Regions from separate parts of the Homo sapiens genome. Here region 1 is linked to region 2. The links are chromatin loops, found by intact Hi-C in ENCODE. Cell type or tissue: ovary. All regions are shown on one strand. Links, peaks and the distances in the headings refer to the core of each region. The heading gives the core; the rest is flanking DNA. Region 1 has its middle 17 kb from the start of RERE. Region 2 overlaps RERE (arginine-glutamic acid dipeptide repeats).

Evidence for each region. Hi-C counts contacts between places; a loop is a spot of excess contacts. Peaks named below come from ENCODE experiments on the same cell type or tissue, not always from the same donor. Only the 100,000 strongest peaks of a DNase experiment are listed, where the experiment ranks them.
Region 1: it touches region 2 in a loop (3-fold over the local background); 60 of 110 quality-filtered maps call a loop at or near these places.

The regions. Positions count from the first base shown.
Region 1 is chr1:8,832,799-8,837,193 of GRCh38, reverse strand. No RefSeq gene overlaps it. Among named protein-coding and RNA genes, the nearest start is that of RERE, 17 kb to the right of the region's middle. In ovary, for the core only: no CTCF peak of the experiment used is centred there; no DNase peak of the experiment used is centred there.
Region 2 is chr1:8,569,121-8,573,515 of GRCh38, reverse strand. The region is part of intron 4 of RERE (arginine-glutamic acid dipeptide repeats); the gene reads left to right. Among named protein-coding and RNA genes, the nearest start is that of SNORD128, 76 kb to the right of the region's middle. In ovary, for the core only: a CTCF peak has its summit at 2,191 (motif pointing right); no DNase peak of the experiment used is centred there; H3K27ac peaks cover 2,052 bases.

The DNA.
Region 1 (4,395 bases), core at 304-4,303, 260 kb before region 2:
GGCAACTAACTGAAAGAACTTGGCTATCACAGTATTGAACTTTAGATGGTTGGAGGGAAAAAGACCAGATTGTATTTTTCTCAAATATAATTTCTTTCTTTCTTTTTTCTTTTTTTTTTTTTTTTGAGACAGAGTCTTGCTCTGTTGCCCAGGCTGGAGTGAAGGCACATTCTCGGCTCACTGCAACCTCTGCCTCCCATGTTCGAGTGATTGTCCTGCCTCAGCCTCCTGAGTAGCTGGGACTACAGGCACCCGCCACCACGCCCTGCTAATTTTTGTATTTTTAGTAGAGATGGGGTTTCACCATGTTGGCCAGGCTGGTCTCAAACTCCTGACTTCAAGTGATCTGCCCACTTTGGCCTCCCAAAGTGCTGGGATTACAGGTGTGAGCCACCGCACCTGGTCTCAAATATAATTTCTTTTACTATTTATTTCCAATTAGAGAAATCTTTAGTTACCCAGATCTGAAGTTAGTCCAACACAATGCATCCCATATATGTTCAAGGATTAAAATATTTGGAGTTTTAAATGCCGTCGTTACAGGGTTCATATTTCTATGAACATTTGGTCATTCTGAGCCAAACTGCCAGAATGAAAAGACAAATGAGATCTCTGCATCTTGATGTCCCCTCCCTACCCCTCCAGCCCTGAATTATTCTGTTATTTGATGACTACTGCAGGCGGAGGTCATTCTTCGCATGATTCTTTTAATGAATGGGCTGTTTCGTGCACATTTGTTTTCATGTCATGAGACAGTGGAGCAAACGGTTCGGGCTGAGAGAAGTCCCCACCCTCGCATCAGTGGAAAGCATGCAGAAAGACAGCCTGTGAGCAGAAAAAGGAGCGGCCAGATTCCCAAGTCCGCACACCGTGGAGAGAGGAAAGCTCTAAGCAGCCATTCCCTGGATGACCTTGCCTTCAGAGCAGTGGTTTGTAGCCATCTTCTGAGACATGGACTCCCTTTGAAACCCCATCAAGTGCTGTGGCTCTAACTCCCCAAAAAATGTGCATGTCACGTGCTGACACCCGTGTGCACACACATACACAGATATACATAGACACCCTCGCATTCCTTTTACATAATTTCCAGGGGTTTATGGGCACTTGAGGAATCCCTGGAATCAGAATCAGAAACCTTGCCTTAGACGTTGGGAAACAAAGTTACTTACGCCTTTTTTTCTTAAAATGTGCACCACTCAAGCCTCAACAACACAGTGAGACCCTGTCTGTTAAAAAAAAATTTAAAGGCCAGGCTTGGTGGCTCACGCCAATAATCCCAGCAGTTCAGGAGGCCGAGGTGGGTGGATCACCTGAGGTCAGGAGTTTGAGACTAGCCTGGCCAACATGATGAAACCCCATTTCTACTGAAAATACAAAAAATTAGCTGGGGGTGGCGGTGGGTGCCTATAATCCCAGCTACTCAGGAGGCTGAGGCAAGAGAATCACTTGAACCCAGGAGGTGGAGGCTGCAGTGAGCTGAGATCGCGCCATTCCACTCTAGCCCGGGCAACAAGAGTGAAACTCCGTCTCAAAAAAAAAGAAAAAATTTAAAAATAAACGTGGACGACACTCTTTTTTTTACTCTGTCTCCCAGGCTGGAGCTCAGTGGTAAGATCATGGCTCACTTCAGCCTTAAACTCCTGGGCTCAAGAGATCTTCCCACGTCTACCTCCCGAGTAGCTGAGATCACAGGCGTGTACCACCACACACGGCTAATTAAAAAAAAATTTTTTTTTTTGTTTTTGAGATGGAGTTTTGCTCTTGTCACCTAGGCTGTAGTGCAATGGCACGATCTCAGCTCACTGCAACCTCCGCCTCCCAGGTTCAAGTGATTCTCCTGCCTCAGCCTCCCAAGTAGCTGGGACTACAGGCACCCACCACCATGCCTTGCTAATTTTGTATTTTTAGTAGAGATGGGGTTTCACCATGTTGGTCAGGCTGGTCTCAAACTCCTGACCTCAGGTGATCCACCTGTCTTGGCCTCCCAAAGTGCCGGGATTACAGGCGTGAGCCACCGCACCCGGCCTAGTTTTTCTATTTTTTGTAGAGATGGGGTTTCTATGTTGCCCAGGCTGGTCTCGAACTCCTGAGCTCAAGCAATCTGCCCACCTCCACCTCTCAAAATGCTGGGATTACAGGCATGAGTCACTGTGCCCAGCCTGAGATAGTTTCTAAATAAATAAAATATGGCTGGGTGTGGTGGTGCATGCCTGTAATCCCAGCTACCCAGGAGGCTGAGGTGAGAGGATCACCTGAGCCAGTTAGGTGAGGCTGCACTGAAATGAGATTGCACCACTGCACCCCAGCCTGGGTGACAGAGTGAGACACTGTCTCAAAAATAATAAATAAGGCTGGGCGTGGTGGCTCACGCCTGAAATCCCAGCACTTTGGGAGGCTGAGGCGGGCGGATCACAAGGTCAGGAGTTTGAGACCAGCCTGGCCAAGATGGTGAACCCTCATCTCTACTAAAAATAAAAAGTTAGCCGGGCATGGTGGCACATGCCTGTAGTCCAGCTACTCGGGAGGCTGAGGCAGGAGAATTCCTTGAACCTGGGAGGCGGAGTTTGCAGTGAGCCAAGATCGTGCCACTGCACTCTAGCCTGGGTGACAGAGCGAGACTCCATCTCAAAAAATAAATAAATAAGATATTACAACTACAGCCAAAAGATTCTTCTCGGCCAGGCACAGTGGCTCACGCCTGTAATCCCAGCACTTTGGGAGGCTGAGGTGGGTGGATCACCTCAGGTCAGGAGTTCGAGACCAGCCTGACCAATATGGTGAAACCCTATCTCTACTAAAAATACAAAAATTAGCTAGGTGTGGTGTCGTGTGCCTGTAGTCCCAGCTACTTGGGAGCCTGAGACAGGAGAATCACTTGAACCCAGGAGGTGGAGTTTGCAGTGAGCCGAGATTGTGCCATTGAGACAGGGCAAGACTGTCTCAAAAAAAAAAAAAAAAAAAGATTCTTCTCACATTGCCTTCCTGCCACCCTCCCCAGAGGTAACTGATCCTGAAGTTGGTTTCACTCTTCTTAGAGAAGATGTGTGTACTTATATATATCCATAGAGTACATATGGCATTGTTTAGTATGTTTTTTTTTTTTTTGAGATGGAGTCTTGATCTGTCCCCCAGGCTGGAGTGCAGTGGCGCGATCTCGGCTCACTGCAAGCTCCACCTCCCAGGTTCATACCATTCTCCTGCCTCAGCCTTCTGAGTAGCTGGGACTACAGGTGCCTGCCACCATGCCTGGCTAATTTTTTTAAAAAATATTTTTAGTAGAGACGGGGTTTCACTGTGTTTGCCAGGATGGTCTCGATCTCTTGACCTCGTGATCTGCCTGCCTCTGCCTCCCAAAGTGCTGGGATTACAGGTGTGAGCCACCACGCCCAGCCTGTTTAGTATGTTTTTATAATTCATATGAATGGTGCCATTCTATAAATGTCTTTTTGTGTGTTAACTTTCTCCTTCAACATATATTTATTCCTTAGATTTTTTTGTGTCACTTCATGTAAGATTATTTTATCTTCACTTATTCCTTCTCTAATGTTCCTCCTTTCTTCATGTATTTCTGAATTTCTGACCAATGTCATTTTTCATCTCTCTTAAAAACTTTTTTAATTTTAATTTTTTATTTATTTATTTTTTTGGAGACAGAGTCTCACTCTGTTGCCCAGGCTGGAGTGCAGTGGCACCATCTCGGCTCACTGCAACCTCCGCCTCTTGAGTTCAAGCAATTCTCCTGTCTCAGCCTCTCGTGTAGCTGGGACTAGAGTCGCACGCTGCCACACCTGGCTAATTTTTTGTATTTTAGTAGAGACAGGGTTTCACTGTGTTGCCCAGGCTGGTCTCGATGTCCTGAGCTTAGGCAACCTGCCTGCCTCAGCCTCCCAAAGCGCTAGGATTACAGCCATGAGCCACTACGCCCAGCGTTATTTTATTTTATTTTATTTTATTTTGAGACAGCATCTCACTCCGTCACCCGGGCTGATGTACAATGGCACAATCTCATCTCACTGCAGCCTTGACCTCCCTAGCTCAGGTGATCCTCCCACCTCAGCCTCCTGGGTAGCTGGGATTACAGGTGTGCACCACCACATGTCGCCAATTTTTTGTATTTTTTTGTTTTTTGTAGAGATGAGTTTTTGCCATGTTGCCCAGGCTGGTCTTAGACTGCTGGGCTCAAGCAGTCTGCCTGCCTCGACCTTCCAAAGTGCTAGGATTACAGGCATTAAGCCACTGTGCCCAGGAAAACAAAAACAAAAACAAAAAACTTTAGGCCAGGTGCAGTGGCTCACACCTGTAATCCCAGTACTTTGGGAGGCCTAGGCGGGCAGATCACCAGAGGTCAGGAGTTCGAGATCGGCCTGGCCAACATGGTGAAACCCTGTTTCTACT
Region 2 (4,395 bases), core at 221-4,220:
CTGTATATGAAGGTAATACATGTCACTTAAAATAAGTGAACTAGGGCGTGGATGGATCATGTAAGTGTAATGCTGAAAGAACAAAGCATATTATAGAAGAACTCAAAGAGTCTAGTGTCATTTATGTACAGTATAAAAACATGCAAAATAATACCTTATGTATTTTTAGTTATATATATATATTAAGTAAAAGCATGAAGTACTGGATGGGAATGATCAGTGAATTCAAGGTGGTGGTTACCTCTGGGCTGTAGGCAGGTTCCACAGGCAGCTTCTTTAGGTTCGATAATGTTTTTGTTGCTTTAGGTATGTTTGGTACAGATGGTTCTGTTATTTTTATACCTTTCTGCCTGTCAAATATTTCATAATAAAACTTTAAAAAGAAAAATAAGAAAGATAAAGCAAGAAAGTAGAGCCACCTTTGGGAGTTTTCATGAACACGCTCAGGATAGCAAGCAAGCAAGACATTTAGGTTTCCTCCTAGGTCCTGTAGGTAGAGAAACTGGTGTATGGAATCATTAGGGTTATTTAAACCTGTCTCTGTATATGACATATCAGGTCACAATACAGTTTTTCCTGCTATCCTGAAGTACTTTTGAGAAGACCACTAATTTTAAGGAAAATAATATCCAAAGAGATTAAATAACAGTGTAAATAAATGTTACTTGCCTAGGATTTATGGTTACTAAGTGGCAGATTTCATTCATCATAACTTTCTAAAAGCACTTAACCGTTATTGGACATTTTAGAGGAGAGGGTTGGGGGAATTGGTAAGGGGTCTTCTCCTCCATTGGAATGGAAGTTCTACCAGGACTGGGACTTCCTGTTTTTCCCACTTCTATATACTCAGCAACCATCTCCAGAACAGTGTCTGGTGCCTAGCAGATGCCCAATAAATATTCCTTATATAGTTTGAGGAAAGTATATCTCAGATCTAATTTGAAATTATTTTTGTTTATTTTTATATCACTTGTCGCTAAAACTGTTGTATGTTCTAGGAATTTCCTGAGACCATATTACCTCTTAGCCCAGAAGTTTTATCTAGCCGATTACTTGATTTAAAGATCATGGGATTCCTGTCTGTAGTATTCTCTAGCAATAGATAGAAGAGTCACAGCAGACTCTGAATTGTTTTTCTCCATATTAACTTCTCTGTGTGCTAAAATGGAGGAAGGAAGTTAGATTAGAATGTTGCTTTTCTGGCAACACTGGCACCCAAAGCCTTTTCATCACAGCAAATGTTGATTCTGTAATGGAAGTTGGTCTTTTTGTGGTAATGGGAATGTTGCCTATCTTGATTTTGGTGGAGGTTACACAACTCTATACATTTGTCAAAACTAGTAGAAACAAAATAAGTTAATTTTATTGTGTGTATGTAAATTATACCTCAATAATTAAGATAAACTGAAATAAGAAACAAAGCCCAAAAGTTGGAACTTGTTTTTGAAAAAAGATGACAAGAGATTTTAAAGGAAGGGGTCTTACTGCAGAAGATATGAACATTTCCGTATGTTGTTGTTGGTGCTTGAACGTGATGCAGAATCTTTTTGACAAAAATTACCCTATTTTAAAATGAATTGTGGCTCCAGTCACATGCTCTTTGATTTTCTTTCTTTCTTTTTTAAAGCAGCATTTTCCCAGCTCAGCTCACACTTGACTGAATACACTGATCGATTATTTGGAGATTAACTAAGGCTTCTCATTTCCTGCTTTCCATTTCTCCTCTCCAGCAGGCCAGTGGGCCTTTGTTGTCTGGCATGTGCACCAAGATAAGCTATCAGGGCATGTTTGTATTAGAAAAATGTTTGTAGATGGAACGGTTATAAATAGACTAACTAGTATTAAAGGTTACCGTCTTTGTTTTGGTTTAAGTTAAAGGAAGAGAAGAAATAATTAAGATATTTAAGATAAGACAGACTGATTTACGTAAACCAGGAAAATATAATTTTTTAGTGTTCCTGCTGATTTTCCCTTTTCTTATCCAACTATTTGAATTTGTTTATTGGTAAGTTGCTGGCTGTACTTGGATTCCTATTATGCAGGCCAACTTTTGAGTCAGTAATTTCTAAAACTGTGTCTCTAGTGCTTCTTAAAAGTGCAAATATTTGTGTTGCTAAAAATTACTTTACTGTGTTACCAACTCTACACTCAGGGTTTAATTCAGACAGCAGTGGTACAAAAAGCATATCACCAGGAGAGGGCGGAATATTGCTAGATTCACATAAATTAGGTATATTAGTCATTATAAAAGATATGATTCAGTTAACATTGTAAGCTAATATCTTTCTTTTTCTTAAAGGTTTTGTTTAATGATGCCAGTTTTCTCAGGTAGGAAGCAGTATCATTTTTGAAATGGCCAGAAAGTTGCCTGGAATAGCGGAAATTATCTAGGTTATTATTTTCTGCATGCTTTCAGCTTCAAGGGTTCACCGTTGTTTTAAAGTAGTATACCTTTTTAATGTAGACAAATACTTGTTTGAATCAAGCTTTAAATATTTCTTTTATATCCTGAGCTCAGTTTTTGGAAAGATACCTTAAATTTGACAATGAGAGCTTCCTATTTAGATTTTTCTTCTTGTGTAACTTCTGCTCTCTACTGGAATGTCTGGAGTGTTTGGTTGTATAAATAATAATGAAATCTTTTTTAATAGTATCTGACATCTAAATGAATTTGTGCCTTAAAATCTCTAGTCATTGTGCTGTTTCGGGAGCATACTTTTTATTTAAATGATTGTGTCTAAAAGAGAGGGCACCTGGAGCCATCTGTGCAGCTTGTCGACTTCATCTCAGAGACCAGCCATTCTTAACTATGGTCCAGGGGTCTGTAGGGTTGAACTGTTTTCATAATGATACCAAGACGTCATTTGCTTTTTTTCACTGTCATTCTCTCAGGAGTGTACAGTGCATTCCACAAAAGGCTAAATGATGTGTGATATAGCTCAACAGATTGAATACAGAAGCAGAAGTAGATATGGGAATCTGTTTTCTTATTAAGCCAGAAGTAAAAGAGATTTGCAGAAATAAAAGTGTTACTCATTTCCTACATTATGTTCGTTCTAAAAATTATAGTTATTTGTTATAATTATTTATGTTAACACGAGCATGTAGTGGGTTTATTACTGTTATTAATGAATTCATAAATTACAAAAAAATTTATTTTTTTATTTTTATTATTATTATTTTTTGAGATGGAGTCTCACTCTGTCGCCAGGCTGGAGTGCAGTGGCGCAATTTCACTTTCACCTCCACTTCCCCGGTTCAAGCAATTCTCCTGCCTCAGCCTCCTGAGTAGCTGGGACTACAGGCACGAGCCACCATGCCCAGCTAATTTTTGTATTTTTAGTAGAGACGGGGTTTCACCATGTTGGCCAGGATGGTCTCGATCTCTTGACCTCGTGATCCGCCCGCCTCAGTCTCCCAAAGTGCTGGGATTACAGGCATGAGCCACCGCACCCAGCCAGAAATTTTTTTATTTTTAAATACAGTAAGTACTGATAAGCTATAACCCATGTTCTTTGACTCTTTAATAATTTTTAAGAATCTAAGGAATCTTGAAGCTTAAGATGTTTGAGAGGTCCTTCTGTAAAAAGTGTATTGAGTCAATAAAATATTTTCTTTTTTTTTAAGACAGGGTCTAGCTCTGTCACCCAGGCTGGAGTGTGGCAGTGCCATCATAGCTTATTGCAGCCTTTAGCTGTTGGGCTCAGGAGATCCTACCGCCTCAGTCTCCAGAATAACTGGGACTACAAGAGCATGACACCATGCCTGTCTAATGTTTAAATTTTTTGTAAAGGCAGAGTCTGACTTTGTTGTCCAAGTTAGTCTCAAACTACTGGGCTCAAGCGGTCTTCATGCCTCTGCCTTCCAAAGTGCTGGAATTACAGATGTGAGCCACTGTGCCCAACCTCAAGGAAATATTATCATGGTAGCTCATCATCGGTTTTTAATTGTAAAATCTCTGCCATGTATCTTTAATCATAAGTTGGTAAGTCTTACTTATAAAATAATGTGATGTTAAATAATGTGAGAAATTCCCCACCCTTTCTTTGACATCCTGCTCATTACCGCAAAGTCTGACCCCACCATTGATGTGTGGTTGAGCTCTGTAACTTTTCTGGCTATGTCATGTGTAAGAAGTCATTAATTCCCTCCAAATGAATAATATCACTGCCATCACCGCCGTCACCAAACAACAACCAAAGTATTATTACAAAAATGTCAAATTTTGTGATATTTGTACTCTTTTTTTTTTTTTTTTGCTTTTAAAGAAATTTAATGGACTGTTTAAAGCTTTAGTAGGGATTAAGGGGGAATTTGACAATTTCTTATTACACTCTCTACGAATAGCTATTTTTTTCTTCCTTTATGGGAGAAATCCTTTGGACCAAAGAGAAA